2 separate regions of the Mus musculus genome follow, and region 2 is linked to region 1. Evidence: chromatin loops called from intact Hi-C (ENCODE). Cell type or tissue: gastrocnemius. All regions are shown on one strand. Links, peaks and the distances in the headings refer to the core of each region. The heading gives the core; the rest is flanking DNA. Region 1 holds the start of Ppifos (peptidylprolyl isomerase F, opposite strand). Region 2 overlaps Zmiz1 (zinc finger, MIZ-type containing 1).

Evidence for each region. Hi-C counts contacts between places; a loop is a spot of excess contacts. Peaks named below come from ENCODE experiments on the same cell type or tissue, not always from the same donor. Only the 100,000 strongest peaks of a DNase experiment are listed, where the experiment ranks them.
Region 2: a loop joins it to region 1, with 2.4 times the contacts of the local background. A loop is called at or near these places in 4 of 42 quality-filtered maps.

The regions. Positions count from the first base shown.
Region 1 is chr14:25,698,813-25,707,206 of GRCm38, reverse strand. It overlaps Ppif (peptidylprolyl isomerase F (cyclophilin F)), which reads right to left. Exons shown (of 6, transcript NM_134084.1): 6 at 6,739-7,740. The coding sequence ends at 7,605. Ppifos (peptidylprolyl isomerase F, opposite strand) reads left to right here and starts at 5,925. Exons shown (of 3, transcript NR_028021.1): 1 at 5,925-6,162. It also overlaps 1700054O19Rik. In gastrocnemius, for the core only: a CTCF peak has its summit at 4,988; a DNase peak (open chromatin) is centred at 5,017.
Region 2 is chr14:25,642,500-25,650,893 of GRCm38, reverse strand. It overlaps Zmiz1 (zinc finger, MIZ-type containing 1), which reads right to left. Exons shown (of 24, transcript NM_001310666.1): 8 at 7,222-7,336; 9 at 6,021-6,238; 10 at 5,037-5,235; 11 at 3,887-4,159; 12 at 1,044-1,226; 13 at 289-369. Among named protein-coding and RNA genes, the nearest start is that of Gm52102, 15 kb to the left of the region's middle. In gastrocnemius, for the core only: a CTCF peak has its summit at 4,340 (motif pointing left); DNase peaks (open chromatin) are centred at 4,069 and 4,353; H3K27ac peaks cover 1,357 bases.

The sequences.
Region 1 (8,394 bases), core at 342-8,341:
GCTTGATTGATTACCAAAAGAAAATGAAACTTGTATGCCCTTCAGTTCTCAGTACGAGCTATAGACTGAGGGCGCAAAATCTTCTGTGACAGGAAAAGACGCTCGCACACACTGGGCTGACTGCACTAAACATGAGTGATGGTAACCGTCCCAGGTTTTCTTGTCCCAGGTCTTCTTGTCCCAGGTCTTCTCGTCCCAGGTCTTCTCGTCCCGGGTCTTCTCGTCCCGTCCCGGGTCTCAGCACCAACTCTTACACGCGTTCTCGCGACCGGCCAGGAAGAACGCAACAAACCGGAATCTTCTGCGGCAAAGCTTTATTGCTTACATTTTCAGGAGCCAGAGAGCCAGAGAGCAAGAGAGAGAAAAGGAACAAGAACAAGAAAGCAAGAGAGAGAAAAAGAACAAGAACAAGAAAGCAAGAGAGAGAAAAAGAACAAGAAAGCAAGAGAGAGAAAAAGCAAGAACAAGAGAGAGAAAAAGAATGGCAAAACCCCGTCCCTTTTAAGGAGAATTATCCTCCGCCTAGGACGTATTACTTCCTGATTGGCTGCAGCCCATTGGCCCAGTTGTCATCACGAGAAAGGCAGAACACATGGCGGGAAAATTGCCCCTGCACGTGTGCAGATTATGTTTACCACTTAGAACACAGCTGTCAGCGCCATCTTGTAATGGCAAATGTGAGGGCGGCTTCCCACACATGAGACAAACCCATAATTGTGGAGGTGGCTGCACCCTTGTTGTTGTTTGAATTTACAGTCTTGTCAAGAATTTCCTGCGAAAGAACATAAAGGATGGGACCCTAAAGTTTGGAATGGGAACATGTGCATGGATCCAACAACCAACCCAACCCTCAAGTTCCGGTCCCTCCCTCACCCACCTGTGCCTGAGGAGAACTGATTGCTTTGTGTAAAAATACCATAACTAGGCTGGAGAGATGGCTCAGCAGTTAGAGGCTCTTGCTGCCCTTACAGAGGGAGGACCCAGGTTCATTTCCCAGCACCCATATCAGGCAACTTACAACTGTTTGGTAACTTTAGTTCCTGGGAATCTCGCATCTGCAGGCACTTTCACACATGTAGTGTCCGCACGTACACGCATCCCCGCCAGCACATAAATCTTTGTTTTTAAATACCATGATAAGCTTATGTGGGTCAGACACTTTGAAAAAGGACACTGACACACACACACACACACACACACACACACACACACAACACACACACAGAGAGAGAGAGAAAGAGAGAGAGAGAGAGAGAGAGAGAGAGAGAGCCCATAAGTAGACCAAATATTCTGTCCAGAAGGACAGAAGAATCCCAGAGGAAGCATCTCCCATACTAAAAGAATTAGAAGACCCTGCTAAGACATATTTCTAGTAGGAAACAGTTCACATTCCATACAATTCACACATCAAATGGTTGTTAATGTGGTCATGGTCATGTGTAATCATGCCCAGAGCCAAGTGTTTTCAACATTGTGTAAGGAACGCTCCTCACAGGGACTGGAGCCATGCCTCAGCAGGTGTTTGTTGCGCTTGCAGAGAACCTGAACTCAGTTCCCAACACCCACATCTGCTGGCTCAAAACTGCCAGCAACTCTGGCTCTTGGGCACCTGACACCCCTCTTTTGGCTTCCAAAGATACTCACACACCCATAGGCTGTTGTAAGAATGTTTACCCAGGGAATAACTAAATAACACCTTCTCTCCTCTCCTCCCCTCTCCTCTCCTCCCCTCCACTCCCCTCCCCTCTCCTCTCCTCCCCTCCACTCCCCTCCCCTCCCCTCCCCCTCCCCTCTCCTCCCCTCTCCTCTCCTCTCCTTCTGTAACCCCCATGACAAACCAGATTTTGATTCCACCAAAGACCTCCTGGTGGAACCAACCCATTTCTACGGCAGAGAAATTATGGACAGGAGCCAGGGTGACCCAAAGCAGCCACACTGAAAGGTCTTTGTCAACACTGATGGTTTTCCTGTGGCTTCAGAGATGGAGGTCCCCTTCTAGTCCTCGACAGCCTATACCCCAGTTCTTTCCTGAGACCCAAAGCCATGTACAATTAGAGTAGAGCTGCACACAACCAGCTGGATAGGGAAAGCAGCTGGATAGTCAGAAAAAGGTCCCATGTCTCCTCTGCCCCCTCCTCCTATAATGGGGTGTCAATAAGCCCAGCTATGACAATCTTTCCTAAGTGGTACAGCTGAACTGTAGGACATTTTTGTCCTGAACTTTTACTCAGAATTAGTAACATGCTTAAACAGCCATACAACTTTTTTTTTTTTTTTTGGTTTTTCGAGACAGGATTTCTCTGTGTAGCCCTGGCTGTCCTGGAACTCACTCTGTAGACCAGGCTGGCCTCGAACTCAGAAATTCGCCTGCCTCTGCCTCCTGAGTGCTGGGATTAAAGGCATGTGCCACCAACGCCCGGCGCCATACAACTTTTTGTATGCATACATGTTTTCATTCCCCTTGGGTAAATGGTGACTCTGTCTAACCATCCGAGGAACTGCGTCCACATCCTTACAAACACTTGGTACTATCTGACTTTTTATATTACACATCCCAGCGGGTGTGAAGTAGCCCGTGGTAGTCTTCATCTGCATTTCTCTGATGACTAATGATTTGCAGTGTCTCCTCAGGTGCTTAATGGCCAGTTATATCTCTTTAAAAACATTTATCTGTTGTGTATGTGTGTTATAAGCACACAGATGTCATACAACACATGCCTGAAGGTCAAAGACGACTGCTGGAGTCAGTTCTTCCATCACATAGGTCTTTTTTTTTTAAAGATTTATTTATTTTTATTATATGTAAGTACACTGTAGTTGTCTTCAGACACTCCAGAAGAGGGAGTCAGATCTCATTACGGATGGTTGTGAGCCACCATGTAGTTGCTGGGATTTGAACTTCGGACCTTCAGAAGAGCAGTTGGGTGCTCTTACCCACTGAGCCATCTCACCAGCCCCCATCACATAGGTCTTATGGACCAGAGTTAAGTCATCAGGCTTGGTGGCAAGGCTTTACCTGTAGAGCCCCCTCGCCAGCCCTCACCTCACCATTTTTATCTCAAAAAGACACCATATTCCAATACACACACCTCTGGCCCCTCTAATCCTTCTGTTTCATCTTCCACATGTTCCTTGAGCCTAGTGGGGAGACAGTGAAATACAGATGCACCATTTAAGGACGCACAGTCCAGCGCCATCTGTTCTCTGTACTCTGGCCAGTTGTGAGTCTCAATTAACTGACATCCTTTATGACTGCGCAAAGAGGCTTCGCTGATGAGGGCTGAGGCTCGCCCTTGCCCATGGGTGTAAGGATAAGTATTTAGAGGGCAACTTGATACTATGCCTCTGTGTTTTGTAAATGTTTCTTCTGTCCCCTTCAAAGCCCTGTAACTTTGGGGTCTTATCCTAATAGTGTGTGTACATGAAGTTACACTGTTATATTCATTGATCTTTCTGATGTTAAACCAGCCTAGCATTCCTGAATTAAAACACAGTTGGTTTTGTACTCAGTAGGCTCCAGCTGGGCTATGTTATAGTTCAGTGATAGAATGCTTATCTAAGGCCTTGAGTTTGGTCCCCAGTACAAGACACACACACACACACACACACACACACACACGCACACGCACACGCACACGCACATGCACATGCACACTAAATAAATGACTCAAGAGCGAAGTGCTTTTTATTGTGTCCTTCAGCATGCACCCAGCAATCCAGCTATTTGAGAAGCTGAAGCTAATCGGTCTCTTCAGTGCAGGAGTTAAAACCAGCTCAGGCAGCAGAGTGAGATCCAGCCTCAAGCAAGCAGCTCAGGCTCTGTATGCGCTCCCGGGATCCTGCGAGTCCCAGGCTTTAGGCTTTAGTGCACCTATGAAACATCTGCAGAATTGCTTTTCGTGAAGCGAAATCTTGCAGAACCCAGATGTGGTTCTCAGCCTTCCTAACGCTGTGACCCTTTAATACAGTTCCTCATACTGTGGTGCCCGCCCCCTCGCCCAACAATAAAGATATTTCTAACTGTAATTTTGCTACTGTAGTGAATCCTGATGGAAATATCTGATATGTGACCTCCATGTGAAAGGGTAGCTGGGCTCCACAGGTTGAGAAATGTTAAGAGTCTCACACACACTATGCTAGAGATGCCAGGGCCAAAAAAAAAAAGTTTCCAATCTCATTTCCACATGAAGTCCTAGGAAAGGCAAAAGTCATCGTGTGGTACTAGAACCTAGTGGCTGCCTAGAAAGACGTGTAGGGAAGGTTCTGAAACACTGGCGAGGTTTTGTGTCTTCACTGATGCTCATTAATCAGTGGATGTGGTTTTCAAAATTTTATTGATGGTGCAATTAAAATGTGTGAATTTTACTATATGTAAATTTTTATCTCAGTGAAATCATTCTGAAAAGCTACCAAGCATCTCAGAAATTTGATGTTTTGGTTTTTGAAAGCATAAGGTATCACATCTTATGCCATCTAGAAAGCATATACAGGTTCAACACTTGGTGCACACGTTAGGTACTGAGGGCTACCGATGTATGTATGCACACATTAGGTACTGAGGGCTACCAATGTATGTATGCACACATTAGGTACTGAGGGCTACCGATGTATGTATGCACACATTAGGTACTGAGGGCTACCGATGTATGTATGCACACATTAGGTACTGAGGGCTACCGATGTATGTATGCACACATTAGGTACTGAGGACTTACTGGCAAGCAACAAGCCAGGATTTCCTGTGTTACTTTAAAAGATGCTTCACATAAAAACCAGCCTGGTCTACAAAGTGAGCTCCAGGACAGCCAGGGCTATACAGAGAAACCCTGTCTGGAAAAAACAAAGCAAACAAACAAACAAACAAACAAACAAAACCCCAAAACCTGGCTTGGGCCTCTGAGAGCTGCAGAGGATGACCTTGCCTCTGCCTTTAGGGAGTGGTTTTCAGAAAAATTCTTACATGCTTGCTGTACCCCTAGATTCCACTGGATGGAGACAGAACACACACATCCTCAGGAAACACAAGCCCTCCCACTTCTAACTCTGGACCCCTCTGAAATTGACAGGAGGCAGGTCACAGCTCAAGGAGGGATGGCTTTCCCTTTGACTTGTCCTGGGTGCCTGGAGTACCCCAGGTCAGCAGGCAACTCCAAAAACAACAACAACACATCTTTGACCTGTACCAGAAATACACAAATTTTAAAGTGAGTAAATAAATAATGTTCCTAAAATACTTTTAAAGTGGCTGGGGATAAGCCTATAATCAAAGCTATTCAAAGGACCAAGGCAAAAAGAGTCACAAGTTTTAAGTTGGCCTGGGCCATAGAGTAACTTCAAGGCCACCGTGGACAATGTAGACCTAGCCTACAACTAAACAAAAAGGGGAGGGTTTGGGGTCACAGGTCAGTGGTAAAGTACCTGTGTGACCTCAAGATTTTAGGTAATGATCCTAAGAAGCCCGTGTGTACTTTCTGTACCACCAAGAGCTCAAGAGGTCTGTCCTTTGCCAACTGCTTGACATATTGTCTAGATTAATCACAAGCCAGCCTGTAGCCTCATCTTCTCACCTGTAAGCTGTTGTGCTGCATGAGACATTATCAGTTATTAGTAGGCGAGATCTGCGTCTCAAATGAAGTCCCTCGGCAGCCCCACTGTATAAAGGACTGCAGAGGCTCGTGGACACAGGCACAGAATGCCTGCTCAGGGTCCACACCATCACAGCCAGCTGTTCTGAGGATGCTGGCTGCTCCCAAAATGGCTTTAACTACTACTCCAACCAAACTCTCAACCCAAGGAGCTGAGCTCTGACTTCATGGAAACTCCAAGACTCTGAAGACTCAGCATAACCTCTATGATGTCAGAATGACCACGCCTACCTCTAACCTGACATCACCTGATTCAGGAATTCTATATGGCATGAATGCAATACTCACCGCAGCCAGAGCCCACATCCCTTCTCCATGAGCTATGCTATGTCCCTACCCACCTAAGGAAACTCTTAGTCATGTGCTTGCCCCAGTCCTGTCTTCCCTGAGAATTCAGCAATGAAGAATTCCACATTTCAGTGACCCAGCATGAGAAAAGGGAAACCCACCTCTAACCTTTGGTGATCTCAGCCCCCTTTCCTAAGGATCTCTGACACACGGGAAATGTCACCCTCTTGTAAGTCACTACCCAGAGATTGCTGTGATGATACATCTGGCCCAAGACCATGCACCTCACATGGGTCACACCCAATTCCAGACCTAGATGTCATGTACACATTATGTAGCTGAGAGAAACTGAAGCTCAATCACTAAGCATAGCTGGGACTTCACCTAGAGGTAGTGCTCACGGTGGGGACTGTCTGGACCATCCTACAGGACAGATGGTAGCAAGGATGTTCTCAGTGGCTTCTGAGCTAGTACTTGGGGTTAGGACACAGAATGTTCTACACGGATTTCCTTACAATAAGGCTGAGGACGTGGCTTGTGTGCACAAAGGCCCTAGCATCATAAAACAACAAAACAAACAAAAAACAGTTCAAAGCATAGAACCTAACACATAGTAACTCCAAGACTGGCCCCAGCTGGAGTCAATGTTCCATGCCTGTAATCCCAACAGCATTGAGGAAGGTCAAGAGTGTTTGAAGCTAGCCAAAGGCTATACAGCAAGACCCTGGACCACACAGCAAGACCCTGTCACAAAAACAAATGAGCCCCAAAGATGTAAATTTCATTCCAAAACCAGAGACAGCCATTTTATAGAAAATAGGATTTATTTATCACATTTGAGATGAACACACAGGACTGTCCCAGAAATCTTTTACATATATATTATTGATAGATTGGATTTATTCAACATACAGAAAAAGCAAAGCCTGCCAGAAGACACTTCCCTCTTGAGAACAGCATGAGGTCAGGCAGTGTCTGTAAGTTTTCACCACGGGAATTCACATTGAGCAGAAAGACCGGGCTCACAGGTCTGTTCCCAGGTCCTGCTGCTTCTATTTCACAGGCTTTCAAAAATCACAGCAGCAGCCAGCAGGATTCACAGTGACCAGGAGGGAAGGCATTGACGCTGGGACTTTCACAAGAGCCCTGAGTGATGTCTCAGAAGCCAGGCTGGGAGGTGGGGGGGTTGGGGGTGTCTGTGGCTTGTGCCAACTCAGGTCACACATGGACAGTGCCGTGAGTGTCACAGCAACACAGGTCACACACGGACAGTGCCATGAGTGTCACAGCTTTGTTTCGATGAGATCTTGAATTCTATGTTAAATTATTGCAAGGAGGAAGACAACATTAAATAGCAACTGCTATCCCCACTGATCAAGGAAAAGAGTCAGGAGCCTTCCCTGACTAACTGGTCAGCATTGCCAATGTCCAAGGCACACGCACATGGCAATCACGGGGACATCGGCTGAGGGTACATGGCCCGATGGCCATACTGATGCCCAGAAACGGGATCTGAGGCAGGATGGACAGTGGAGAGCAGCCTGGTCTGGGAGGACCATGCCTGAGTGGCCTTCCTCAGACTCAATAGAAGTGGGTGCAAACTGTTCTTTGGAGAACCTGGGTGAATCAAGACATGGATGCCTGCTGCTGTCCTAGCACCTTGGCTGTGAGTTAGCTCAACTGGCCACAGTCTGTGATGACAATCTTCTTAGACGTCTTCCCACTTTTTGAGCCGAAAGATTCTATTTTCTTCACAACATCCATGCCCTCTTTGACATGGCCGAACACGACATGCTTGCCATCTAGCCTGTGGGGAGGGTTGAGCCAAGTAAGAAAACACCCAGCATCCTGGCCACTCGGCAGAGTTGTTTGCCAAAGGAACACCACTACCCTGAAAGCCTAGTTACCGCTTGTGAGCTCTTCAGCTGCATTCCACTGGATTCCAGGCTCCCAGTTCTGTCACCCTGGGCTTTGTCCGGCAGCCTGATCTGACTTTTGGTGACCTTACTTATGAGAAGTAGGTTGTTCTCATTCTGCCCAGGAAAATGATGGGCATTGCAGCACTCAAAAAAGCAAGACATCTGCACAACAGACTATGGCAAACTGAGCACCAAATAAGTGTGAGAAGCCTGGAGGTGTTGAGTAGCTCATGATCTGTGAGTTCCAAGAACAGAACAGGGACTTAGCTCAGCTCCAGCACAGCTGAGAATAAGGACAGCCTGGGGCAGAGCTTTAAGGCCCATCAAGGCTTCCATGGAAGGAGCAAAGAAGATGGGGCTGGCACCAACATGCCCGACCCTGACAGCCCTGTGTGGCTGTCATCCCATCGCTTAGATTTCCTTAAAGTTGTGAACACAGGTTTTCTAAACTTCTCAGTCAGCTGTTGCCTCTGACCTCCTGGGACCTGAGGCCTGGGATACTCAGAACTCTATGCAGAGAAAGGTGTTGCTTGGTGGAAGTT
Region 2 (8,394 bases), core at 88-8,087, 56 kb after region 1:
AAAGAGCAGCTGGCCTCCCTGAATTGTGATTCTAGTCCATATTCCTTGACCCTGTTTGGGGCCCCTTTTCTCCTCACTGTCTTTGGTTTTCTGTAGTGCCCATGCTTGTCCTTGGTCACACATTGAAGCAGTGGACTCTAGGTCCCGAGCGTATCTACGCCTCAGCAGATGGCCACTCCCCCACCCGTGGACCCCTAAAACCTTGCAGAGGTGCTGGGGTGGGAAGGTAAGGGATGTGTAAGCCTGCTGATGCCTGCTGAGGGTCAGCTGGACTTTCTAAGCCCTCACCCTGTTGACGCTCCCTTGGCTGTAGCTGCTGTAGCTGCTTCCGGAGGAGAAGGTGTTGTTCTGTCCATTAAACTGTTCTGGCTGTTGAAATGAAATGAGACAGAGGAGTAAGCAGAGCAGCCCCGCGGCCTGACTCCGCTGGAGACACGAGGGTTCTGGGGAAGAAGGCACCAAGACGGGGGTCTCTAGGACTAGTGTGGAAAGTGGAGGGGCCCGAGCTTTGCTCCTGTTAACAATTTAGTAGACATTTTCCACAGCAGTGATGGGGATTGCTGAAATGAACACCCTTGAGCAAAGATGGCAAACACGCTGAAGGGTAAACTCAAGAGGGGTTTTCCCTTCTGAGAATGCATTTTGCAGCAATGGAAAAGGTTAAAGGCTCAGAGATCTTCATCAAAGCAGTATTGTAAAATCAAAAAATGAGGAGTGAATATGGGAAGGATGAGCTAGGGTGAGATCATCACCTCCATGGGCTGCTGGGCAGCCATTGAGACAGGGACAGAGACATTCTATAAGCAACAAGCATACAACATGTGCAGGGGGAACAGGCTCAAGATTACAGTGGTGGTCAGCTTTGTCTTTCAGAATTGTGCCTCCTCTGCCATCATTGTCTCATGTACTGTGAATGAAGGAGAGGAAGGCTATTCTGAGCCCAGACACAGTTGAGCACTGACAGAAAGTCAGGACTGCACCCCCCACTCCTAAAGCTGTTGCAGGTGTGTTAGTTATGTGGGTGCCCTGAAGATGGAACTCACCTTGTAATACTGCCCCATGTTGACTGTGGGGGGTGGGTACTGTCCGGTGCTGGGTTGGCTCGGCATCCTTTGTCCAGGGTAGTTGGGAGATGTGAGTGGCCTTGGGGGGTTAGGGGTAGGGTACTGGCCTGGCTGGGTGGGGAACTGGCTGTTTGGTCCATATTGCTGGTTTCCATAGTTGGGCTGTAGGAATGGAGAAAGGGCAGGGGTTGTCATGGTGATGTGATGTACTCAGATACCAGGTCTGGGGCCCAGCTTTTTTTTTTTTTTTTTTTTAAAAGATTGATTTTATGGCCCATATATATTATCTGTATGTGCACTGTGTGCATGCCTAGTGCCTGTGAAGGTCAGAAGAATGTATCAGAATCCTGGAATCAAGAGTTATGGATGATTATGAGCCATCATATGGATCCTGGGAACTGATCCTGGCTCCTCTGCAAGAGCAATAACCACCGAGCCACCTCTCCAGCTCCCCAACTTCTCTTCTTAGCTCTATGGTCTCCTGCACACAAGACGCCCTCTCTACCTGTCATAGGGAGAGAATGAGCCAGAGAATATTAAAAGCCTCCACTTGCTTTGACATCCAGGGACACTACATGCTGCAGGTCCAGGCCATATGCCACCACTCCATAAAACTGTTTTTTTGGAACCCAACGGATGCTCAGAGCTTCTCAGCTGTGTCTTTGAGGGGTTCAATCTTAAAGTACTCCTTTGTTTCTCCCAGTGTTTGTGTGTGCACCCCGATATGTCAGGGAGATGCAGGTCACAGAATTTGTTACCAAGAGCTGACAAGCCATGCAGTGAGGCTGATCTGGATAGCACTGTCCCTACATCCTATACAGAGCAAACATCTATCTAGTGCTCCATTCTTAGCAGCGTCAACTATACAGCTGTGGGAGAACTAGCCAATGAGGAGTGGGGAGCACGAGAGCCCCTCCTAGAGAAGTCACTGAGGAAGGAGACAGTGCCACCTCCTTCCATCTTCCCTAGCTGGAACAGTGGATGATCTAGGGCTTCCTGTCACCTAGGTACCCAGAACATGGTGTCCCAGAGTCAATGGTTCTTTGATGTCTATTCAAGAATATTCCCTGTCAGAGAGTCTCATCCTCTAGGCTTAAATCTAGTTGGTGAGAGTGCGCCAAGTGCCTGAGAGTGCTCATCAGAGTGGACTGTGCTCAGGAACTTTCAATGACTGTACGGTGGGGGGACATCTGCTACTCTGGGCCACAGCGAGTTCTCACGGTGGTGTGAAGTGGCTGGTACCTGCATGTTCACCAGGCTACAGGAGTGTGGTAGGGGACCAGACAACATGATTGAAGCCTGAATTAAGGATGTACCTTTTTTGTTGTTTTGTTTTGTTGACACAAGATTTCTCTGTGTAGCTCTGGTTATCTCAGAACTTGCTCGGTAGACCAGGCTAGCCTAGAACTCATAGATCTGTTTGCCTCTGCCTCCCAAGTACTGAGATTAAAGGCATATACCACCAATGCCTGGCTAGGTTGTACCACTTCTAACATAGGATGAACATACTGCCATGAGGTAGAAGCCAGAGCTCCCAGCATCTTATAACCTGGACCAGCTGGGAAGCAGCAATGCTCTGGGGAGAACTCCTTTAGTAAAAGCAGAGGGCTTGGCTTCAATGTAGGGCTTTCAATATGCAATTCTTCTGCGGCCTCATCTCAGGTGAGCAGCCTGAAGCTCAGACATGCATGCCCAGTGCAGCCAACTATCTCTCAGGAGGTTGAGGGTAGAGGGTGTTTAGTGACTGTGTTCTGGGAGTGAAGCCATCAGCTTAAGGCCCCAAACCAAGGACAGGCAGGGCTGGGAGGAGCCTAAAGGCCTTTGAGTTTCTCTCCCTAGTGCCCACTAGGTCGAGGCTCAGGTCTTGAGTTGGCCTCCTGGGTGTACAGGAAGCCTAATCACTATAGCCTATTCCTGAGTCTCAGGCTTAGGGCACCTATACCAATTATGACATCATCCAACCTCTGTGAGAGTGGCGGCTGAAGGGACCTGTGGGGACAGAGAGCTTATGCTTTCGTGGGATAGAAATCTGCTTCAGCTCAAGTTGAAGGCCACAGTCTTGACCAGCCAGAAGGACATGATCTGAGAAGATGAAGAGCTGAGGTGCCATGCCCAGGAAGGGGCATCATGGTGTGCCAAAGACAAACTTCACTGGAGCGAGGGGGGCGCATCAGCTGGGCACGGATCTTGGTCTCAGTTGTATTCTGAGTGTCACTGAGACCTGGTGACTTCCCTTTTCCCCTGACCTTCCACGGTGCTTGGGACCGTCTGCTGGGATGGTTTCCTCTGGCACCTCTGCTAGGAGACCCCAGAGAAGGCACTATCCCCAGGAGAGCAATATGATGGAAGTAAGCCCTAGGGATACTGTGTGCCATCCGATGGCCTCCCTGACACACAGCCTGTACTAGTGTACTAGTGGCAGCCCTCACTCTCTAGGTGGCTCCCTGCACTGAGGTCCTCATCCAGGGTCATCCATTAGTATCTGAGTATGGACAGGGTTAAGTGGTCTCCATGGTTTCTGCTTCTACACTTGCCTGCTCTAGGCAGGGTATTTTACAATGTCACGGCCCCCTGTCCTCTGGGCATTCTAAGGGCCAGTGTGGATTGTGAATACCATTGATTTAAAGTCATACACACTCAGGTGTAGTGACTTGTTTGGTGTTTTCCACAACAGAGATGATATTAGTCAGGGGCTAAGCCTCCAAAGCCCTTTAGTTCAAGTTCTCTAAGTGGCCTAACTGTGCCTTTTCCAAGGTCCCTGGGTCCATGGTCCCTCTGTCAATGTTCCTTCTCCTCCCATCCCCCATCATAGTCACACTTACCTCTCCCGGGTATGGCCTCTTTATGCTCTGAATAGGAAGGGACTGGGGCCGGGGGCCTGGGTAGGTCTGCTGGGGCATCCTTTGCCCGTGTGTGCCAAAGGGGCTGATGCCGGGTGGTCGGGGCTGGTTCATGCCCATGGGAGGGCCGCTCATGCCCGAGGGTGTCATGCCAGCTGCCATGCCGGCAGGGTTCAGGCTGCCCCCCATGGAGGCAGGCCCCCGAGGCCCGGGTTGGTTCATGAATTGGCTGTTATACGCCTGGGTGGGACCCATCTGGAAAGAGGAACACACCTTCAATGGGAGAAGAAGAAAAAAAAAAGAATAAAATGCCACATGCATTGAAAGTGCAGGGAAGGAAGGTAGGGGGCTAAAGGGGGAGCAGCACTTTCCCACAGGGCTGCAGTTAAGAGCCAGGAGCTCTTAAAGGACCCAGTCCTCCAGGGCTCACTACTGCCCTCTGCAGGTCTCATGGGAAAATGCAGCTGGTGGGTTTGGGTAGGGCAGGGAGCAGTCACTCCAAGGCACAGGCAGCATTCCCAGGGAGGCAGGCAGGGGACATGGAAGTGGGTAGGGATGGGAGGGACACAGGGAGGACACAGGAAGAGGAGGCGGATGAGGATGGAGGCTGAAGCCCTTTCCTGAAAGCCCTGGCCTTGCCCTTGGTCAGTAGCCAATGGAGACACACCCTCCATACACTAAGTGTGATTTACCCAGCCCACTTCCTCCTGCTCACCCTGCACCCTTCCTTCATGTTTCTGCCTTGCAGGGTTATGGGGTTCCCCTTTTCACACCCCACCCCATCCTTTTGAAGGTCAGAGGATCTACGATGAGGCCTGGGTAAAATCCACAGATGGGACAATAGTGGCCTCAGAGGTGATTAGGGACAAGCTAGTCACAAAGCCATTTTAGGCACACAACCTACTGTCTGATAAGCAGGAACTCCGAAACCAATAGGGTACCTCTTCCCCCATATGCACTGGGAGCTACCAGCCCAGAGAGCATAGCATACCCCCAAACCCCACCACACCCAACCATTTTACCATACCCACACACAACACTCTTTTAAGGGGCTTCCAAGGATACCCGTGGCATTAACGCTCAAGATTTCCCCAGCCTGGGTGAGGCCAGGCCAGCGGGCAGGAACCCTTACCGGTCCATACTGGTTTATATCCTTGTTCTGTGTCTCTTGCAAGGCTGCCACTGTAGCTGTGGCTGTGGCTGTGGCTGTGGCAGCGGCGGCTGCTACTGCAGCTGCTGCAGCAGCGGCCGCTGGCTGGGTGAAGTCAGCAGGAGGCCGAGTATGTGGAGGGATGCCCATGCCTGCTGGGGCACTAGGACCCCCAGGGTAACTGTGGAGGAGAAGCAGGGAGCAGTCAGAGAGAACTCATTAGCTGACTCTGGGATGTACCCAGTACCAGGAGGAAGGCTACAGGATTATACGCATGAATTCCAGACACCTAGCTTGTGGGTGTGAGGCCCAGCAGCGGACCTGGGACTTCTGAGATTGGTGGCTATTCTTGCTACTAGTGATGACAAGGCCACTCCTTTTTGAATCTTTGCTGGGGCTAGGACATTTCCATAGCTTCTCTGCTTTTCCTTGGTCACCACAGACTACCTTCTAAGCAAACATTGACCTGAGAATTGTATGGTGCTGTGTGCTGTAGATGTGGATTGAGGTGTGTGAGACTCCTGTTTTGAACTGCGAGGCTAGAAACCCAGCAACTTTGCCTCGAGAGCTAGGCGGAGTGTGCTCAAGGTGGCTTGGGCTGCTTCTGTCCCTTCTTCACTGTGATCTGAGGTTGGGGACTCTAGCCTCCATTTCTTCTTCATTCAGGTCAGTGAGCTTTCTAAGGAGTTTTGGACAGATGGAGCTCACTGCCACTGCTCTCCAATCCTGCCTGCTCACCCCACTGTCTTAGCATAAAGGTACATGGCTGAGAAGGAACTGAGGAAGTATCCCCTCTACCCCTGGGAGGTTGATGCCAATCTGCTAAGACACATGGCAGAACTGTCCTCATATCCTAGACCAGGCTATGTGGAACTGGCATTCAAATAAGAGTCCTTCCTGGATGTAGGTAGGAAGGCAGGGCTAACACGCTGCCGTAGAAGGGCACCATCCAGGTTGGTCACTCACCTGGCCCCAAAGCCCCCGCTACCAGGGTAGCCAGGTCGGCCGTACATGTTGGGCTGGATATAGGGCTGTGCAGGGCCAGCTTTGGTGGAGAACTGTTGCTGTTGCCCTGCGAACTGTGGGGAGTTGATGCCGGGGTTGCTGGTGCTCATGCCTGATGCCATGGGGTTGCCACCTGGATTCATAGGGTTGTTGGCATTGGCCATAGGGTTCCCGAGGACCTGCAAACAGAGAGAAAGAGAGAGAGAGAGGGGGGGGGGGAGAGAGAGAGAGAGAGACTGTCATTAAGGTCGGTACCTGAGGCAGCGTGGAGAAAGAGAAGACAAAGACTGAAACATGGCAGGGAAGACACAGCAGAGGAGCATGGGAGTGGCTTGAAGAGTCCCCAGAACACGTAAGGGATCAAAGGGAGTGGGCTGAGAATGTCAGCCAGGAAGGAGTGAGGCCAAGGCTCACAAAGCCAGCCCAAGTGGTCCCCATGGCTGCAGAGATAGATCTGAGGCAAGCGAAGTCTTTGGCAAACATTAGCCTACTCGGTCCCAACTCTACAATAGGGCTTGGTGGACGCCCTGGGCTGCTGCTCTAAAAAAGACACCTCTGTGTCTTTGGCCCAGATGTTGTCTGTGGATGAAGACCCAGGGAAGCATGACAGCTCCCCCCCAGGATGGCCTGGCCTAGGTCCGGCAGAGGGGGGCCCTCTGTTAGGAAGGAGGTGAGGAGAGAGAAAAGAAGAGGAAACAAGAATAGCATGTCTGGGAAGACAGCTGGGCTTGTCAGGCTAAGGCACCCTTTACTGAGAGGTGACATCTTAGGAAAACCTAATCCAGACCATTCAGGGCCAAAGGTTTCCAGCTTAGAACCCTGAGGTCAGTAACGCCCAGTAACGCTCTTGTTTGCACAACTGGAGGGAACAAGGTCTCAGAACAGTACTCATGGCCTTGTCACATAAACACCCTTCCTCTTCTATCCCAGAAGGCCCTACAATGGGGGATGATCCTCAGGGACCCAGCTGTGTCCCTACTGAGACAGCTGTGTACCCTTTCCGGAGTGATGCTGTCTGCAGCTGGATATGTCCTGAGACTGTCTTCAGTGAGGAGAGTGTCACGGCACGGTTCTCTGGAGAACCCCCCTCCCCACTCTTGGGAGGAATAAGAGACACTTGTGCCTAGGAGGGACCATGGTAGAGGATGGGACAAGTTCTTACCTGACTCTGGGATGTGTTGGTCACTCCCCACACCGTGGTGACCACGGAGAGGGAGCCGGGAGGCTGATTGGTGTTCTGCTGCCAAGGGACAGAGTCATAAGGAAATGACCCATCACTGCAAAGAGAGAAGAGGTCTTTAGAGCTAGGGCAAGGCAGGTGGCAGTGTCTTCACTTCACTATCCCAGCCGACCTTTGCCCCAGTGAGCTCTGGGGCTCCAGGCTCATGACAGCACTTGTATAATGGAAATGGGCCAGGCAGATGTGACCCTCTCCCAACAATGCAGGGGCTACCCCTGTGTTAGCTGTGTAAGCTGGGTGGGTCTACAGTCCAGCAGCTATGCAGTGAAGAAGCCAGCTAGTGCGATCGAAAGCTCACTCTAAGTCCCTTCTTCAAGTATACCGATTTCCCATGACCCCCTATAGAAACAGTCAGGACCTCGGCATTGTCTTCACTGGGGACAGCCTGGTTCCAACTTTAATGAGGCTGGAAGGGCCTTGGTGGAATCTTGCTTCTGTCCTTGTTCTCAGCACCTCATGACAAACTAGCTGCTGAACTGAGTCCCACTGACCTGGACTTCGGAATTCAGGCTTGGGTCACCCTTCCTCTGGGCCCAGGACCAGGCCTGCCCAGGTGCCCCGCCCCACCTCCCAGTCCTGTGCACATCCCTGCCTGGCTGAAACCTTCCCTTCCCTACAAGTGAGCATCATCAGGCTCCAGGGTTTACTGGGTAAAGTCCAGATGCACTCCAGACAGAACGATCTATCCCACTGGCTCGTCCCTGAGCCTTCACCAAGCCTCCTCACTCCAGCCCTGCAGTGGGTTGCTGATACAGGGAGCTCTTCCCAAGGAGCCCTCAGGGATCTATCTACCTCCTCTACTCAGTAAGTCTCAGGCTTACAGAGAACACTCAGAAAGGCCTTCTAGCCAGCCAGGGTGATGTGGGAGGAGCACAAGGGGTCCAGAGTGATGGACAGCATTGAGACTTGCCAGGGTCCCTAGGCCCACTCTAGATCACCCTTACTTCCTCAGTGAGAGCCGTAAAACACTGTACCTGTGCCCCAGAGCAGCAGAAAATCTCGTGTGGCACCCTCTTCCCTGGGTCTGCCTCCACTGGTCTGTGCTGACTTGCTTCCTGTTTCTCTGGAAAGTCGCCTCTTTGGAAAGCCTTCCCA